Linked DNA regions of Homo sapiens: region 1 is linked to region 2. A link is a loop called in an ENCODE intact Hi-C map of the cell type or tissue named here. Cell type or tissue: PC-9. All regions are shown on one strand. Links, peaks and the distances in the headings refer to the core of each region. The heading gives the core; the rest is flanking DNA. Region 1 overlaps PRKCH (protein kinase C eta). Region 2 overlaps SYT16 (synaptotagmin 16).

Evidence for each region. Peaks named below come from ENCODE experiments on the same cell type or tissue, not always from the same donor. Only the 100,000 strongest peaks of a DNase experiment are listed, where the experiment ranks them.
Region 1: it touches region 2 in a loop (3-fold over the local background); 2 of 110 quality-filtered maps call a loop at or near these places.

Annotation. Positions count from the first base shown.
Region 1 is chr14:61,387,157-61,391,548 of GRCh38, reverse strand. It overlaps PRKCH (protein kinase C eta), which reads right to left. Exons shown (of 14, transcript NM_006255.5): 2 at 261-324. Among named protein-coding and RNA genes, the nearest start is that of PRKCH-AS1, 67 kb to the right of the region's middle. RefSeq lists enhancers at 2,675-3,044, 3,545-3,644. In PC-9, for the core only: no CTCF peak of the experiment used is centred there; DNase peaks (open chromatin) are centred at 2,148, 2,618 and 3,188; H3K4me3 peaks cover 1,644 bases; H3K27ac peaks cover 4,000 bases.
Region 2 is chr14:61,836,023-61,840,414 of GRCh38, reverse strand. The region is part of intron 1 of SYT16 (synaptotagmin 16); the gene reads right to left. Among named protein-coding and RNA genes, the nearest start is that of SYT16, 26 kb to the right of the region's middle. In PC-9, for the core only: CTCF peaks have their summits at 2,431 and 2,630 (motif pointing right); DNase peaks (open chromatin) are centred at 1,544 and 2,654; H3K27ac peaks cover 1,766 bases.

The DNA of each region.
Region 1 (4,392 bases), core at 209-4,208, 450 kb after region 2:
ATGACACTGGCTAAAAACAAAAACTCATTGAGTGTGTTAAATGAAACGTGAGATTGCCAGATTTAGCAAATATATTTAATTTGGCAACCTGAACCAATAGACCACTGGGCAACAAAATACTAGCCAGCCCAACTTATGAAAGTGATTTTTTAAGCATCTCTTACAACATGCTCTTTTTTATAATGTCCATGATAGAAATTCCTACTGAGTGTAAACCAAGATTACATGTATTCTGGAAACTACCCAAAACTCATTCTTACCTTCAGTGAAACTCCCGGTAAGGGTTATTACCACAAATACTTTCCCCTCTGGCTCGAGATCCACCTACAAAGAGAAAAAAAAATGTATATTATATGTTAGTTTTAAAATATTTTTGTGGGCCTTAAACAATTCATCACAGAGAGGCCTAATGTGTAAATCACAGCCACAAATCAAATAAATCTAAGTCTTTCATTAAATAGTAGAGTGGCAGGGAAACAAGTGAAAGCTCAAAAAACTGTAAAGACTGAAAAGAAACCACATTTTATCAGTTTCCTTCCTCTTGAATTTTATTCTCTCCCATTTTTGGCTTGTCATAATATAGACAGGCACATCCACATACTTGGTAATTGTTTTTGAGACCTCCATATCTTATGCATATGGCTTATAAGAGCAGCATTTTACTAAACCACATGGCAAGAATATGAAATAGAGAAATAACGGCAACATACAAGGTAATGAACACATGTGGCTTGGTCAACTGCAAATCTTTAGTTTTATGGAGTAAAAAGTATAAAGAGTCTCTGCTACATATTTCCACCAAAGTCTGGTCAATCTTAAGGAAGCACTAGGGAAGGAAGTTTAGGAGCCTTGCATTCACTACTCTTTTTTTTTTGAGAGAGAGAGGTAGTTTCACTTTGTTGCCCAGGCTGGAGTGCAGTGGCATGATCTCAGCTCACTGCAACCTCCATCTCCTAGGTTCAAGCAATTCTGCCTCAGTCTCCTGAGTAGCTGGGATTACAGGCGTGTGCCACCACATCTGATCTGTTTTTGTATTTTTTAGTAGAGATGGGGTTTCACCATGTTGGCCAGGCTGGTCTCGAACTCCTGACTTCAAATGATCCTCCCGCCTCAGCCTCCCAAAGTGCTGGGATTACAGGCGTGAGACACTGTGTCGGACTGCTACTCTTAATTAGTCACGGGAGTATCAACATACCTTGAAGTTACCTATCAGCTGAAATATCAAGACATGCATTCTGCAAGCAATGCAGCTTGAAGTCTTTTCATATGGTGTCGTCCTCTGCATATAGTCCAGTTTCCGAAAGACCCCATACAGCATGGCGCCCAGGATGAACAGCACCTCTGGCTCTGTTCTGATCACCACTAGCTTAGGTGGGCGGACTCCCCTCTTCCTACCGGATGCTAACTTCACTATCCATGAACACCTCTAAGCCTTGCATTGTGAGGCTCTTGTGGACTCAAATACATGAATTTACAATTGTCCTTAAATAAATCTTTTCAGATTCTGCCCATGGCTCCATTTTTATTTTATTTTTCTCTTTCTTTGGCTGTGGCTCCATTTCTGCCTTTGACCTTTCATCTGAAGAGGAAGACTGGCATATAGAGAAGTTTCACTAGAGATACGAATGACCATTTTTGGTCAAATATTAAATTTAAAATAAGCTGCAAATAGTCACATGGTACAGTGGAAAGAGCCCCCCTACTAGACCAGGCCAAGAACTCTAGTCTGATTCTGTCACAGCTGGTTCTGGACCCTGGGCAAGGTCCTTTACCACACTGAGCCTCACTCTTCCAATCTGAAAAGTCTATGGCATCATTATTTAGCATTTTTTCTCTTTTTTTTTTTTTTTGAGACAGGGTCTCACTGTCTCCCAGGCTGGAGTGCAGTGGCACAATCATAGCTCACTGCAGCCTTGAACTCCCAGCCTCAAGCGATTCTCCTGCCTCAGCCTCCCAAGTAGCTAGGACTATAGGCATGTGCCACCATAACCAGCTTGCCTGCTTATCTAGGTATGTATGTATGTATGTAGAGACAAGGTCTCACTATGTTGCCCAGTCTCAAACTCTTAGGCTCAAGCAATCCTCCCACCTCAGCCTCTCAAGTCACTGGGATTACAAGTGTGAGTCACTGTGCCTGGCATTGGCCTAGCGTTTCTAACACAGCCTCCACATATGATCTCAAAGATTTTTTTTTTTTTTAAGACAGAGTCTCCCTCTGTCACCCAGGCTGGACTTCAATGCTGCAATCATGACTCACTGTAGCCTCGACCACCTGGGTTCAAGTGATTTTCCTGCCTCAGCCCCCCAAGTAGCTGGGACCACAGGCACATGCCATCATGCCTGGCTTAGAGAGGCATGTTGCCCAGACTGGTCTTGAACTCCTGAGACCAGGCAATCCGCCCGCCTTGGCCTCCCAGAGTGCTGGGATTACAGGCGAGAGCCACCATGCCCAGCCAATCTCAAAGATTCTTAACAGTACTGTTTACTTTTTTAAAATTTATTGTATCTACCCATGACAAAGCCCCCAAAAATGCACTGGACTTACCCTAGGTCACCACCACACCCTGATTATATACTTTTTCAAAATAAAAGATGCCTGCTTTGTTCAGATTCAGAAAGCTTAACCTGTATAACAACCTATTCTTACAACCCACCCTTTCTCTGCATAAAACCTGTTACCAATGTGGTTACCACACTATAAATCACCTCCCTGTTCAAATCAGCTACTTGCATCATGACTACTGTTAACAATATCCTCTTAACTATCTTAATACCACTTGTGAACCTTTATAGAACAGCTCTGAAAATAGAGCTCTCTAGAGAGATGACTAAACAGGATATCAGCCTCTAATTGTCTCCACTCTCTGCCTTGACTTGTTTCAAGTCAAAAATACATTATTTTTAAAAGCCACACTCCCTCATCTTCAATATAAAGGCCTGCCAGAGAATACATACATACACATACATTCGACCTCACAACATAAACTACTGCTGGCACAGGCACAGTTGCTGCCTGGCCGCCTCCGCCATCCTGCAGCCCACAGCCAGCCCGTAAACTCCCTTCAACACTTCCCTGAGGGCCCACAAAGGCCTTTCCACCCCAAGATGGGTCAGGAGCTACTCTGACAGACAGCAGGAGATTCCACCAGTTAGAAGCAGGAGCTCTCACAAGTAGAACAGGTTTCCTTCCGCATTTTTGACCCATGTCACCCACTGTGGTGGAAAAGCCGGATTTAAACACGGTCTTCAAGTGTTGTCCACCTAGGGCAGATGTGGTAAGACACTGGACCTTAGAACAGGGTTTTACAAACTGCAGGTTGAAACTTTTTAGAGAGACATGAAAGCAACTTAGTGGGTTGCACACAATGGGGATTTCTTTCTTTTTTTTTTTTTTTTTTTTTGAGACAGAGTCTCGCTCTGTCACCCAGGCTGGTGTGCAGTAGCACCATCTCGGCTCACTGCAATCTCTGCCTCCTGGGTTCAAGTGATTCTCCTGCCTCAGCCTCCCACATAGCTGGGACTACAGGCACATGTCACCACACCTGGCTGATTTTTGTAATTTTAGTAGAGATGGGGTTTCGCCATGTTGGCAAGGCTGGTCTCAAACTTCTGACCTCAGGAGATCTGTCCACCTCAGCCTCCCAAAGTGCTGGAATTACAGGCATGAGCCACCACACCCAGCGGACAATAGGGATTTCAAAGTAGAATAAAAACAGAACAGAAAATATGAACATGCTACAGGTAGTAAGGAAAAGCACTGTTTCATGCAACTTTTGTGTGTAGTTTTGTATACATATAAAAGGGTACAGTAGGTTTTAATGTAAAGATGTATTCCTTACTGTGTCACAGAGAAACAGTTTGAAAAATGTGGCTTTGGAGGTTATTTGTTCCTTCTATACACTGCTGATGGGCTGTTATCATTTATTCACGGTAGTTGCTTAGATACCCCCCAGTGACAACCAATTCACTACCTTAACAGCTGGCCTATTTCATTCCTGTACAATATAGACAGATCTTTCTCTATGAATACAAACGCAGCAAGACCAATAATTTCCACTCATTTACCTTAGTTTCGCCCTCTACAGCTCCAGTGGACACTGTCTCTAGCTAGTACATCCATCCCAGCTTCTGGGAATAACACTTGAGCTTTATTTGAGAACTACTCCTCCCTCACATGTAGTCCAAATGGCTCATCTGGGATTCTGCCCCTAACTCCAGAGTGGACATGTGAGCAGGCCTAGCAGATCAGAGCACTGACTGAACTCTGCACAGCTGGCCTGGGGCAGGCACATTCCTTCTCTCTGGCTATCAGTGTAATTACAACTCCCTACCCGGTATCAGCATCTACTGGTTCAGGTTTGAGCACAAAAATCCAAGTAGGTCCAACTAGGA
Region 2 (4,392 bases), core at 213-4,212:
AACGTTTCTCCTTACTCTACTCACTCTCCCTGGGTGATCTCAACCATTCTTGGGGTTTCCCTAAACTCTCTTCACTGATGTCTCCCAAAACTAAAACCACCAACTTCTCTCCCAAGCTCTAGACTCGTATTTCCAATAGCGCACCTTGCCTCCCTATCCAGAAGTCCCACAGGCTCTTAAATGTGCCCCCAAATGATTCATTATCTTGGCCTCCAAATCTGCTTCTTCTCTTATCTTCTGTCTCAATGTGATTTTCATCCCACCAGTTGTCTAAACTTGAAAAATTCTATAATCTTTTATTTTCTCCCTTATTCCCTACATGTAATCTATGACATACAAGCCCTGGATTCTGTCTCCAAAATGTCTTATATCCACACATTCCCCATGAATTGTCTGAGTTCAGCCCCTGAATACCTCTTGCTTGACCTAATCCAATAATCACTAACTCATCTCTCCTTCTCCTCTCCCTTTCCCTTCTTCCTCTTCTGCTCCCCTCCCCTCCTCTTTCCCTCCTCCCTCCCCCTTTCCCCTCCACAATGTTCCCAGATTAATGACATTCTTCATCACAAGAAAAAGACATAGAAATACAGTTAGCCCTGAGGAACTGGCACATTTCCCTAAGTAAGCGCATGGGAATATAATGCAACAGAAAATGGACTGTGATTTGCTGGCCTAAAAAATAAATTACGATTTTGTTGGCTTTTCAAATGAGGTCAAATGTGATTGGGCTCCAACCCAGTTCACATTTACTCATTTCCTCAGATAATTCCAAAACGTGCATCACTCTCAGCCACAGAGCATTCCCACACTTGTACTGGTGCAGTTCTCACTGCCTGAATGTACTGCACCTCACTCTTTTCCCACCAAGCAGATGCTTTCTCACGGCACAGCTAAAATATCATCTCATATAGGTTACCTCCTGACTTATATATAACTCCTCCTGCAATTATCATCACTTCTGTGTTAGTCCATTTTGTGCTGCTATAACAAAATACTACAGACTGGGTAGTTTACGAAGAATGGAAATTTATTTCTCACAGTTCTGGAGGCTGAAAAGTCTCCAAGATCAAGGTACCAGCATCTGGTGAGGGCCTTCTTGATGTGTCCTCACATGGCAGAAGAACAGCAGAGCATGAATCCACTCCCAAGAGTTGTTTTTATAGTGGCATTAATCCATTCATGAGAGCAGAGCCCTATCACCTAAACACCTCCCTTTGGCCACACATCTCAATAATGTTACCTTGGGGATTACGTTTCCAACACATGAATTTTGGAGGGCACATTTAGACTACAGCAACTTCCTTTAGCACTCCCACAGAACTCCAGCTGTATTCCTCTCCTAGCACTTAGTACTTGATTACCATTCTGTAATTGTGGCTGCGAGGTCATCTTCATTTTGCAAGAACCCAGCACAGTGCTTAGACCATGGCGGGGGGGTGGGGGGCCGGTGGGGAAACACCCTCAATAAACACCCTTTCACTTGCTAGGGATGGCCCAAGTAAAGAGAAGATTTAGCTGCAGAAGCCTTAGGCCTGTTGCCTACATCAAACACAATGGGGCATGATGATTCATCGAGATATTAATTTGTACTTTCTTCCTGCTGCTATTGCTACTATCAGTATTTTTCCCTTCTCCCTTCCAATAACATAGACAACTTTATGTTTGGAGTTTTTGAGTCCTTAGCAAGAGTCACACTCCATTTTTAATAATTTTGTGAATTTCAGGGTAATAAATTGAAGTTTCAAGGTACTTACAAAAGTTCCCATCCAGACAGGGCTTTGTGAAAGAAAGCCTATGCCAAAAGGGAAAGGACAGGAATATTCTCCAGAACAGGAAAGGAATGAATTTAAGAGATTGTGTTCTGTCAGAAACACAGACCTCGTTCCCACCTGTGCCTGGGTAGGTGGGAGCTGGGGGAGCTCTTCCAGAAAGCCAACAGTAGATGGACATGGTGCATTCTCTCTCAGGGTGGTCGTCAGTGGGTGAACAGCTGGGAGGGTCCTCTGACAGCCTAGTTGCTGGGGATCATGTCTTCAGCAGCAGCATGTCGGAATGTGCAGTGGTCATGACGGAGCCAACTGTGGGGAGTGGACTGGGCCCCATCCCAAATTTATGGCACTGTACCAGCCTGGGATTCTTATATTATCCTATGGAGTGGGAAAGGGTATCAGTAATGATTGAGATTTAATTTTCCCACCAGTCAGGTAGTTAATTCAATATAGAAAAATAAAGGAATGTGACCTAAAAGAGAACTGTGCTCTAAAATTAATGTCTACTACATAATGCTCACTCCAATCCCCAGGAAAAGTACAGTATCTCTCAGAGCAGCCCTGAAACAGCTTTGAGACATAACATTGACCTATTCTTGCTTTGAACACACATTATCTAATATGTCAAGATGTCATTACAGGGGCAACGAAATTTCTTGCATATATATTTCTGTTTAAAGCTATTAGAAAGTCTTCTTTTGGTGTATGCTATGAAGTATCTCTTCAAATCCTATTAGTTCAAAAAGCTAAAGGCAGAAGCAATCCAGGGTGACCAATTTCAGCTTTGCTGGATACTGAGAAAGACATAGGAAGGAAGCCGACATCTGAGGAAGTACAGTTCCCAAACATGGCCACAAGGTGGCAGGGTGACTCTGCACGCCAGAAGCATAGCATCCAAGGCGTGGCTGTTCTGGAATGCACAGAGAAAGAGAACCCAGGAGACAGGCAATACAGAATAATTGGAAAGCCTGTATCTAGAGGACTTTTCCACTGAGCGGTGGATTCTCATATTATTAATGTACCCATCTTCTAGAGGCAAACCCTCCAAGAGCCTTTGTGAGGCCTTAGCAGCTTTCAGATGCCGATTCCCCAGCTCCAAGATCAGCCTCAGCTGCACGGCAGCTCACGCCTGTAATCACAGCTACTCGGGAGGCTGAGGTGGGAGGATCACTTGAAGCCAGGAGTTCGAGACCAGCCTGGCCAACATAGCAAAACCCTGTCTCTACTGAATATACAAAAAATTAGCTGGGCAAGGTGGCCCACACCTGTAGTCCCAGCTACTTAGGGAGGCTGAGGTGGGAGGATCACTTGAGCCCAGGAGACAGAGGTTGCAGTGAACCAAGATCGCACCACTGCACTCCAGCCTGGTCAACAGAGCAAGACCCTGTCTCAAAAAAAAAAAAAAAAAAAAATCAGCCTCTGCCACTCAGTGGAGAATCATGGAAATCTGTTAGGATCAACACCTATGAGGAGGCCTGGCCCTGCTCACCAGCACAGACTTACCACTGAATAGAGGTATCATTTGAAACCCCCTCAATCTCAAAGTCCTGTCTTCAAACAGGAAGAAAGATAAGCTCAATGTCAAACTCATCAAATGCAGGTTCAACTGCCTCAGTCAAGGGGAATTGGCCTTATATTCAAATCACTTCCCTTGCTCCTCCTATCAGTAGGGGTTAGCGTACTGTCTGCAGGGGAGGTAGGAGAGATTGGAAAATCTGCAGAGCAATCAGAAAATTTGCATGAAATCATGACAGAAAATAAAAACCTAACTGGGTATTAATTTAAGGCCACACAAAAAAATTCATAGAAGTTTAGAAATTCAATGAAAGAAATTAAGACAGACATAAATAAATGGATGTAAAGGTTACCTATGACTGAATGGCTAACAAGCTTGTTTCCCCGGCCCTCTCATCAATTCTGTAAGCTGCCATGTAACTCTATAGTTGAGACTCTTTTCTCTTAAGGTAGTTGAGTAGGTTGTAATGTCTGCAATAAAAATCCTGGTTATTACAACAGAAGACAAGGAAACAAATAGAATTAGTAAATCACTCTAGAGAAAAAAGCAAATCAATGGGAGGTGGAGTAGAAAGGAAAATGAGGGACTGGGGAAGGAATGTAGGAGAATGGCTACAGGATTTCAGAAGGTGCACATTTAATATTCAATTTTAGACTGTTTATGTTACCAAGATATAAACTTCTCCTATCCCTCCAAACCATCAATTGGTTTTCTACATATTCAAATGCCTTTCAAGTGAATGGACTGCTGATGTTTGTGTGAATTAAGGCAAATGGATTCCTTTTCCTTTGCCGATCTGGGCCATTGCAATGCAGACACAAGAGCAGCCACCGGCAGTAAAGTAGAGCAATAAACACACGCAGGTGCAGGCACAAAGAGGTGGAAGGTACCATGAGAAATCAACCCCCAGGAATTCAATTTCTATGATGTGTATGAAGGATACAGGAGTAAAGACTTGAGCTGACCTCTGGGTTATACAAAGATAAGCTGCCCCTAGACCAGTGGTTTTCAAACTTTAGCAAGTACCAGAATCACCTGGGGGGCTAATCAAAACACTGATTGCTACGCTCCACCAGGTTTCTCAATCAGTGGATCTGATACAAGTTC